Linked DNA regions of Homo sapiens: all the other regions are linked to region 3. A link is a loop called in an ENCODE intact Hi-C map of the cell type or tissue named here. Cell type or tissue: heart right ventricle. All regions are shown on one strand.

Region 1 (2,500 bases), 180 kb after region 3:
AAAGCTAAGACATGAGGCTTCAGAGCAGCACAAAAATTTTCGTGGCATTAGGACAACTTATCCTGGAAGAATGCCGTGCACTAGGAATTATGCCCACACCTTCATTCCTGCTAGGGGAGGGGAGCCCTGGAGCCCCCTCTCCCAGAAGCAGACAACCACGATAGACCCCTTCCACAATACTCAGCTCCTGTGGCTCCTTTCGTCCTGGCCAAGAGAGCTCAGGACTCTGTGTCATGCTAAGGTCCTGGTGCCATCACTTAAATGGCCACGTGAAAGGCAGGTCAGAACCCTGTTCCTGTCATGTCCCAGGACTTACAATAAGCCTGCTGGGAATGCCTACCGGTGATCTCCTACAACTGATTTTTCAGTGGGGAATTAAAGTAAACAGCATGTTTCATGTGGGCCTCTGGAACAGTTTTTTACTTCCTTGCTATAACTCACAGTCATTAAAGAAAGGCAGTGATACTGCTACTTACATCTCTAAATGGAGGGATATGTGGCCCCCAGTTCCACCTTCTGCTGGGAGGGTGCCTAAGATCGCCCTTTGCTTTGTAGTTCCGTGGCCCCATCAAACGAGGGTCACCCTGCACTACTAATTTCTACCAGTCAGTCACAGGGAGCACTGGAGATCCGTGGGGTGGACGCATTACCTTAGGAGGCTTAAACTCCAAGCCAACCTCGGTGCTGTGTATGTAATACATATACTTTGTAAACACCAGATACAACCTTGCTATGTGGATCTGATATTTTCTTCACCCACAGCATTTCACAAAATCCTACAGGCAATCAGTCACAAAGCCAGCTGCCCTCTAACATTATGCACTGTGACCAAAATGGGAAAATGACACACCTTTGTCAACACAGGCACCTTTTAGAAATGCTTCTACCAGCTGCTCACAGATGGCTCCTCCAGCAGACTCTTCACAGCTACTCGGCAGCCACATGGGCCATGCCATACACATGAAGGCTCAGCCCACCCAGAGAGGACATCAAAAAGTGCGAAGGGATCCACAGTTATACGCAGGCACGCCATGAAAACAACCTGGGGACACCACTCAAGCCTACTACAGGTATTCTTACAGGGGGACAGCTTCCAAAGGCAGCCAGCAGACGAGTAGCTGTTTCCCCACAATGGCCACAGCAGGTAGAGGCTTTTGGAGACATCCATGAAATAAAACCCTGCAAGCCCAGGCACCAGCCGTGTGTGCCCTCGGAACAAGGCCAAGAGTCAGTCCCTGGGGAACTGGGGAGGTTGGTAGGCAGGCCAGCAACCCTACCCCCTGCCCTGGTAATGGCAGTCAGTGTTTCTGCTGCGCAGCCCAGAGGCTGGAGAGCTCGGAGAGATGCCCCCTGGCTGCAGCTCACACCAGCCACTCCCAGCTTCTCAGTCCCCGTGGAGGCTGCCTAGACTACCGCAGGGATGGAAGCTTGCAGCTGAAGACCTGGTGTGAAACTAGTACTCTCCAACCCCATCCTTAACATCCTTGTTGCTTTGCCTCCTGGCCTCTGGTGGGGAACTGATCTTTCCTCTGAAGGGCATTGACCAGCAAGCCACCTCCATCTGCTCTGTCCCTGGTGAGAGTTCCTGGGACAATAAGCCTAGGACCAGAGATGGAACTCCCAAGGCCCTTCTTCTAGCCAGACCATGGCCCTTTTCACTGGCTTTTCACTCCTTTCGCTGGACAGCAACCGATAGGACTTGCTAATAGCAAATTTTGAAATTTTACGTCACAAAATCACAAGACTCCACCCACAATGGTTCCAAGTCCCCGAAGCCCATTGTTGGGTATATATCGACCTCAGTGCAATTTATCATTCAAATTAGTCTTTTTGCCACATTTAAGCTGGACTGTACCACCAACAAAAGTGACTTGGAGCTGGCAGCAGTCCTCATTTCAGCTAGGAGAGAGGCGGCTCCCTCCCTGCTTTAGAAAACCAAATTGTTTTGCCTCTAGCTACATAATTGCTCCTGAGGACTACGGCATAATAAAGGATATTTTTAGGCCAGGCGCGGTGACTCATGCCTGTAATCCTAGCACTTTGGGAGGCTGAGGTAGGTGGATCACTTGAGGACAGGAGTTCGAGACCACCCTGGCCAACATGGTGAAACCCCGTCTCTACTAACTATACAAAAAAAAATTAGCCAGGTGAGTTGGTGTATGCCTGTAATTCTAGCTTCTCGGGAGGCTGAAGTGGGAGGATTGCTTGAATCCGGGAAGTGGAGGTTGCAGTGAGCCGAGATTGCGCCACTGCACACTCCAGCCTCGGTGACAGCAAGACTCAGCCTCAAAAAAAAAATAATTATTATTAAATAATCTTTTCATTTCCCAAGAAACATGTTCTATTTACCACTTTCAATCCTCAGTTACATCTAACCTGCCTGTAAAACACAACACCATAGCATGGAGTCCACCTTTATAAAGCCTAGAAACATTCTTTACCATGAGTCTGCAAAAAAAAAAACAACTAAAAGGCTTCTTCCCTTGTGAAACTCTAAAAA
Region 2 (2,500 bases), 200 kb before region 3:
AGATACGCTGAAGGTTCCTCGTAAAATCCAGCCTCTATTTTATTCTCACTTCCTTTCTTCTGGGTTTGGCCTATGCAAAGCCCACCGATAAGTTATAAATGACTTATCAAGCATCAGCGTTTGGAGAGTAGACGGCTCCATAAATACCTACTTGGCCTCATTAAAAAGCTACAGCGATTAAAGAGAATGATTAGTGTGGTGCCAGAGGGGAAAGCAGAAAATCCAACATCTGACTCAAAAAGGGCCAGACCTCTTCTCAGGGAAGACCGCGGGTGTCAGGGAAGAGGATCTGGCCCGCGCCCCGGAGCGGAGCGCCGGGCGTCGGCGTCTGCGGAGCCTGCACCAGGGCCTGTCACGGGAAGAGTTATGAAAAGTGCACGCGTTCTCAGAGACGATTACCCTCTTGCCCTCCACGCCTCCTTCCCAACCTCCCCTTCCACTCCCTGCTGCCCCCACTGGAACTCAAAGCATGATTAAAACAGAGAAACCTATAACGGGGATGAAATGACCCTCAAATGACTGCTTAATTACAGCGAAATGAAAGCCGGGGGGCTACAAATAACCAGGAACTGTCCCGGCTGTCACTGAAGAGGAGCCTGCGCATGAGTCATGAGTCATGAATTAGCCACTAAGTGTTCGCCGCCAGCCCCCGGCCGCCCGCCTCTGCCCTGCCCGAGCCGGGCTCGCCGGCCCTCCACGCCTGGCCCCACAGAGTCCCCCGCCCCCGCGGGCGTCCGGGCCGGGTCGGAACCGGGCGGTTGTTGTGATTCCCAGGGTTCCCCAGTCGCCCCCGGCCGCCCGGTGGGTCGCTGGGTCGGGGAAGGCTCCCAGGCTGCGCAGGAGACAGGCTGACTGAAGGAGCGCAGCCAGCGCGGCTGCAGATAAGTTAATGTACACAGAGAGGATGTAAATTACCACGACCCGCAGCAGCAGGACATTGGCCAGGGCCCTGTCAGGGAGAGGACAAGCGTCGGGGGCTGCGCGCTCGCTGACACCCACCCGGGATGGAGCCGCCAGGCGGCCCGGCCGGGGAGGACCTCTTGGAGCCAGGCTTTCCTTGAAAACAGCTGCGTGTCCCTGACACCTCCAAACTAATGCATTTTTAATCAGAGGAATTAGCTCTAGGCGTCCCATATTTTTCCAACCTCCCCCCACCAACCCCTGTCTCTTCCAGCCACGTCCCCCTCCCCGCCCCTAGGTTAGGGACTGGCAGTCCCATTCTGTTTCTTTATCGGGACTCTGCAGAGTCCCCCGCTGCCCCTACACCCCCGAGACCAAACCACTTTTAAAAAAAAAATCTCCCTCCCCACCCCCATCCTCCCACCAGCCCTCCTCCACCGCCGGGTTCGCTCCAATGCAACTTTCGCCCCCACCCTTCCCTCTGTTTATACAGTGACATCACAGCCCCTGGCTCTCTCCAAGACTCAAAGAAAACAGAGTTCAAAAAGGCAAACAGGAAAGCCCGCCGGTCGTGGGCACGGGGTGAGATTCGGTCCACCCGCGGCGGACCGCGCAGACGCGCATGTGCGCGCACCTCGGTGTGAGCCCGTCTCCACTGGGACATCCTCGGGAAAGGGCTGCCCAGGCCGTGCTCCCCGTCAGCCCCGGGGAACTCAATTCCCTTAGGGAATTGAAAAATGTCCAGTAGTCACATAAAAGAAAGTGAAAAGGTAAAACAGGTGAAATTAATTTTAACAATATATTTTTAATCTGATATATTCAAAACATTATTTCAATATGTAATCAATATAAAAATTATAAATGAGATATTTCATATATTTTTTCACAGTGAATCTTCGAAAAATTACACTCACAACACATCTCAATTCAGACACAAATTTTTCATTGGAAATACTTGATCTGTAGTTACATTTCATAAAACTTAGAGTTGAAAAAATTGATTCACATACTCACATTGTTCCAAAAATATTTAAGCATTTTTCAATAACTGAATCCAGTGTTAGTTCTTAAGTGTGAATTTACACTAATGTGAAATAAAATAAAATTTGAATTAAATGAGAATTTGGAGTTAAATAAAAAATTAAGTTTCTTTGTTGCCCATTTTAAATTCCTAACAGCCACTTGCAGCTAGCGGCTATCAGATTAAACAACAGGGATAGAGAGTAATAGAATCTCCAAACTTCAGCTCTTGTTAACATAAAGTGGAGATAATAGTATCTACTTTATGTAGGCTTGTTGTAAGAATTAAATGAAATACAGTAGAACAATGTATATTAAGTACTCGGTACAGGGCCTAGCACATAGTAAGTACTCAATAATGAAGGTAACTCTGAGAATTATTTCTCCACTTTGATTATTTTTGCACCCCCACCCCCCATCCTTAAACTCAGCGATTCATACTTCCTTCCTCCAGAACTTGCTCTTAGGAAGGATTGTTACATGAATTCGCAATAAGCTGCCAAAAATGAACAGAGTATTCAAACACTCAAGTGTCCTTCCGTCCCTATTTATTAGACACCCCTTTCACCCACAACATGCC
Region 3 (2,500 bases):
GAGTAAGTCTTTGTCAAAAAAAAAAAAAAAAAAAGGAGAGAGTAGAATGGTGGTTACCAGAGGAAAGCAGGTAGAGAGGATGATGAGAAATTGGTTAATGCATGCAAAAATACAGCTCAATAGAAGCAATAAGTTCTAGTATTCAATGGTGCAGTTGAGAAGTTATAGTGAATAATACCTTATTGCATATTTATAAATTGATAGAAGAATTGTAATGTTTCCAACATAAGAAGAAGAGAAACATTTGAGGTGATTGATATCCCAATCACCCTCATTTTATCACTGCATACTATATACATGTATCAAACTATCACATGTGTCCCCCAAATAAGTACAACTATGATATATTAATAAAAATACATATAAATAAAATATAGTTCTGCATGTTCTGCAGTTTTCATTCTGATGTGGCAAGGTGTGGATTTGGATTTATATTTACAGGAAGCCCTTGAATAATGTGGGGGTTGGGGCACTGGCTCCCCAACCCCCTGCAGTTGAAAATATGCCTATGACTTTTGACTCCTCAGAAACTTAACTACTAATAGCCTACTGTTGACCAGAAGCCTTACCAATAACATACACAGCTGAACACATGTTTTGTATATGTGTTACATACTGTATTCTTACAATAAAGTAAGCTACAGAAAAAAGTTATTAAAAATCATAAGGAAGAGAAAATATATTTACTATTCATTAAGTGGAAGTGGATCTCATAAAGGTCTTCATTTTTATCATCTTCATGTTGAGTAGCAGAAGAGGAGGAAGAGGAGGGGTTGGTCTTGCTGTGTCAGGGGTGGCAGAGGCGGAAGAGGAGGAGGAGGTGGAAGGGGAGGCAGGCACACTTAGCATAAGTTTTATTGAGAAAAATCTGCATGTAAGTGGACCCACACAGTTCAAACCCATGTTGTCCAAGGGTCAGCTGTATATTCTGCTTGAAACTCATTCATTCACTTGATATATACTTATTGTGCCCCTACTACTTGCTAGATCCAGGCACTAGGGATCAGCAGAGAGCAAATCAGACAAAGTCCCTGTGTTCATGCAGCTTACCTTCTGGTGGGAGGAAATGGAAATTAACTAACAGTCTCATGGAAATACATTATGTCTGATAATGATAAGAGCTATGGAAAAAAATAAATTAGGACATGGGGGTAGTGGATGCTGGGAGAGTACTATGTATAAGGTGGTCAGGAGGTCTTTTTTGATAAGCTGATATTTGAGCAGATACCTGAAGAAAATGAGGACACCAACTATCTAAATATCTGGGGAAAGAGCATTGCGGCAGAGGATACAGCACAAGCACGAGCCTGGAGGTCAGAGAATGCCTGCTGTGCTCAAGGAAGAGCATAGAAGCCAATGTGTCTGGACAGGAGTAGTGAGAGGGAGAATGGATCAGGTCAGACACGTGGAGGGGTGAGTAATGCACACGGATCCTCCAGTCCATTGCAAAGACTTTGGAAAGGCTCTGAGAAACCACTAAACAGTCTTAAATAATAGAGTATGACATTTGTCTAAAAGGCTCATTGTGACTGTTGCGCAGAGAACAGACATTTTATTGTGTAGGGATGCAAGTAGGAAGGACAGCAGAATGACCAGTTGTAGACTACTGCCATGGTCCAGAGGAAAGATGATGGAGGAAAGATGACAGAACATGGCAGTAGTGATGGAGGCATTGAGAAATGGTCAAAGTCTGGGTATCTTTTCGGGATAGAACTGGCGACATTTGCTGAATTGGATATGGGGTATGAGATAGAGAAGATACAAGCATCACATGAAATTCTTTGAACCAAATAACTGAAAGAATGAAAAAAATCTTTTTGTGACATGGGCAATTGTTAAGAACAGTTTAGGTGGAGGGAGAGATGCAATGTCAGGGGTTTTCCTTTGAAGACAGTGAGTTTGAGATGTCTGTCAGATGGTAAAATGGAGCTGTGGTATAGGAGGCTGGATATGGGAATTTGAATTTCAGAGAAGAGGTCCAGGCTGGAGAGAGCAATGTGGGAGTTGTTAGCAGTAGGACTCACAGCCACAGGACTGGGAGGAGATTGCCTTAGAGAGTAAGGAAGGAGCCTACATCCTCAAAAACTTCATGTTTAAGGTCCACAGGTGAAAAGGAACCAACAAGGAAACTGAAAAGGAACAATCAGAACAGTATGAGGAGAACCCAGAGAAAGTGGTCCCTAGAAGCCAAGAGAAGAAAACGTTTCCAAGAGGAGAAATCACACAACTCTGTCCAATGCTGCCAGTTGCACATCATGAAGATGGAGAATCGGCCACTGGACTTGGCAATGTGGGCAGCCTCAGTAACCGTAATAAACTGTTCCTATGTGGTGACCAGGATAAAATCCTGATTAGAGGGGTTTTGAAAAAGAATAAGAGCAGAGAAAGTATACATGGGGACTTTAGGCAACTCTGAATGAGTGTTGCTGTGAAAGGGAGCAGAGGAATGGAGTAGTATCTGGAGCAGAGTAGCAGACAAGGGAAGTTTGCTTTATTTTAC

Evidence for each region. Peaks named below come from ENCODE experiments on the same cell type or tissue, not always from the same donor. Only the 100,000 strongest peaks of a DNase experiment are listed, where the experiment ranks them.
Region 1: a loop joins it to region 3, with 5 times the contacts of the local background. A loop is called at or near these places in 10 of 110 quality-filtered maps.
Region 2: a loop joins it to region 3, with 3 times the contacts of the local background. A loop is called at or near these places in 19 of 110 quality-filtered maps.

What each region holds. Positions count from the first base shown.
Region 1 is chr18:22,184,301-22,186,800 of GRCh38, reverse strand. The region is part of intron 6 of GATA6 (GATA binding protein 6); the gene reads right to left. Among named protein-coding and RNA genes, the nearest start is that of GATA6, 16 kb to the right of the region's middle. In heart right ventricle, a CTCF peak has its summit at 1,352; no DNase peak of the experiment used is centred here; H3K27ac peaks cover 2,500 bases.
Region 2 is chr18:22,558,051-22,560,550 of GRCh38, reverse strand. All of the region lies in intron 2 of LOC124904265 (a long non-coding RNA gene), which reads right to left. Among named protein-coding and RNA genes, the nearest start is that of CTAGE1, 140 kb to the right of the region's middle. In heart right ventricle, a CTCF peak has its summit at 1,014; DNase peaks (open chromatin) are centred at 380, 840, 980 and 1,370; H3K4me3 peaks cover 1,804 bases; H3K27ac peaks cover 2,500 bases.
Region 3 is chr18:22,362,578-22,365,077 of GRCh38, reverse strand. No RefSeq gene overlaps it. Among named protein-coding and RNA genes, the nearest start is that of CTAGE1, 54 kb to the left of the region's middle. In heart right ventricle, a CTCF peak has its summit at 998; no DNase peak of the experiment used is centred here.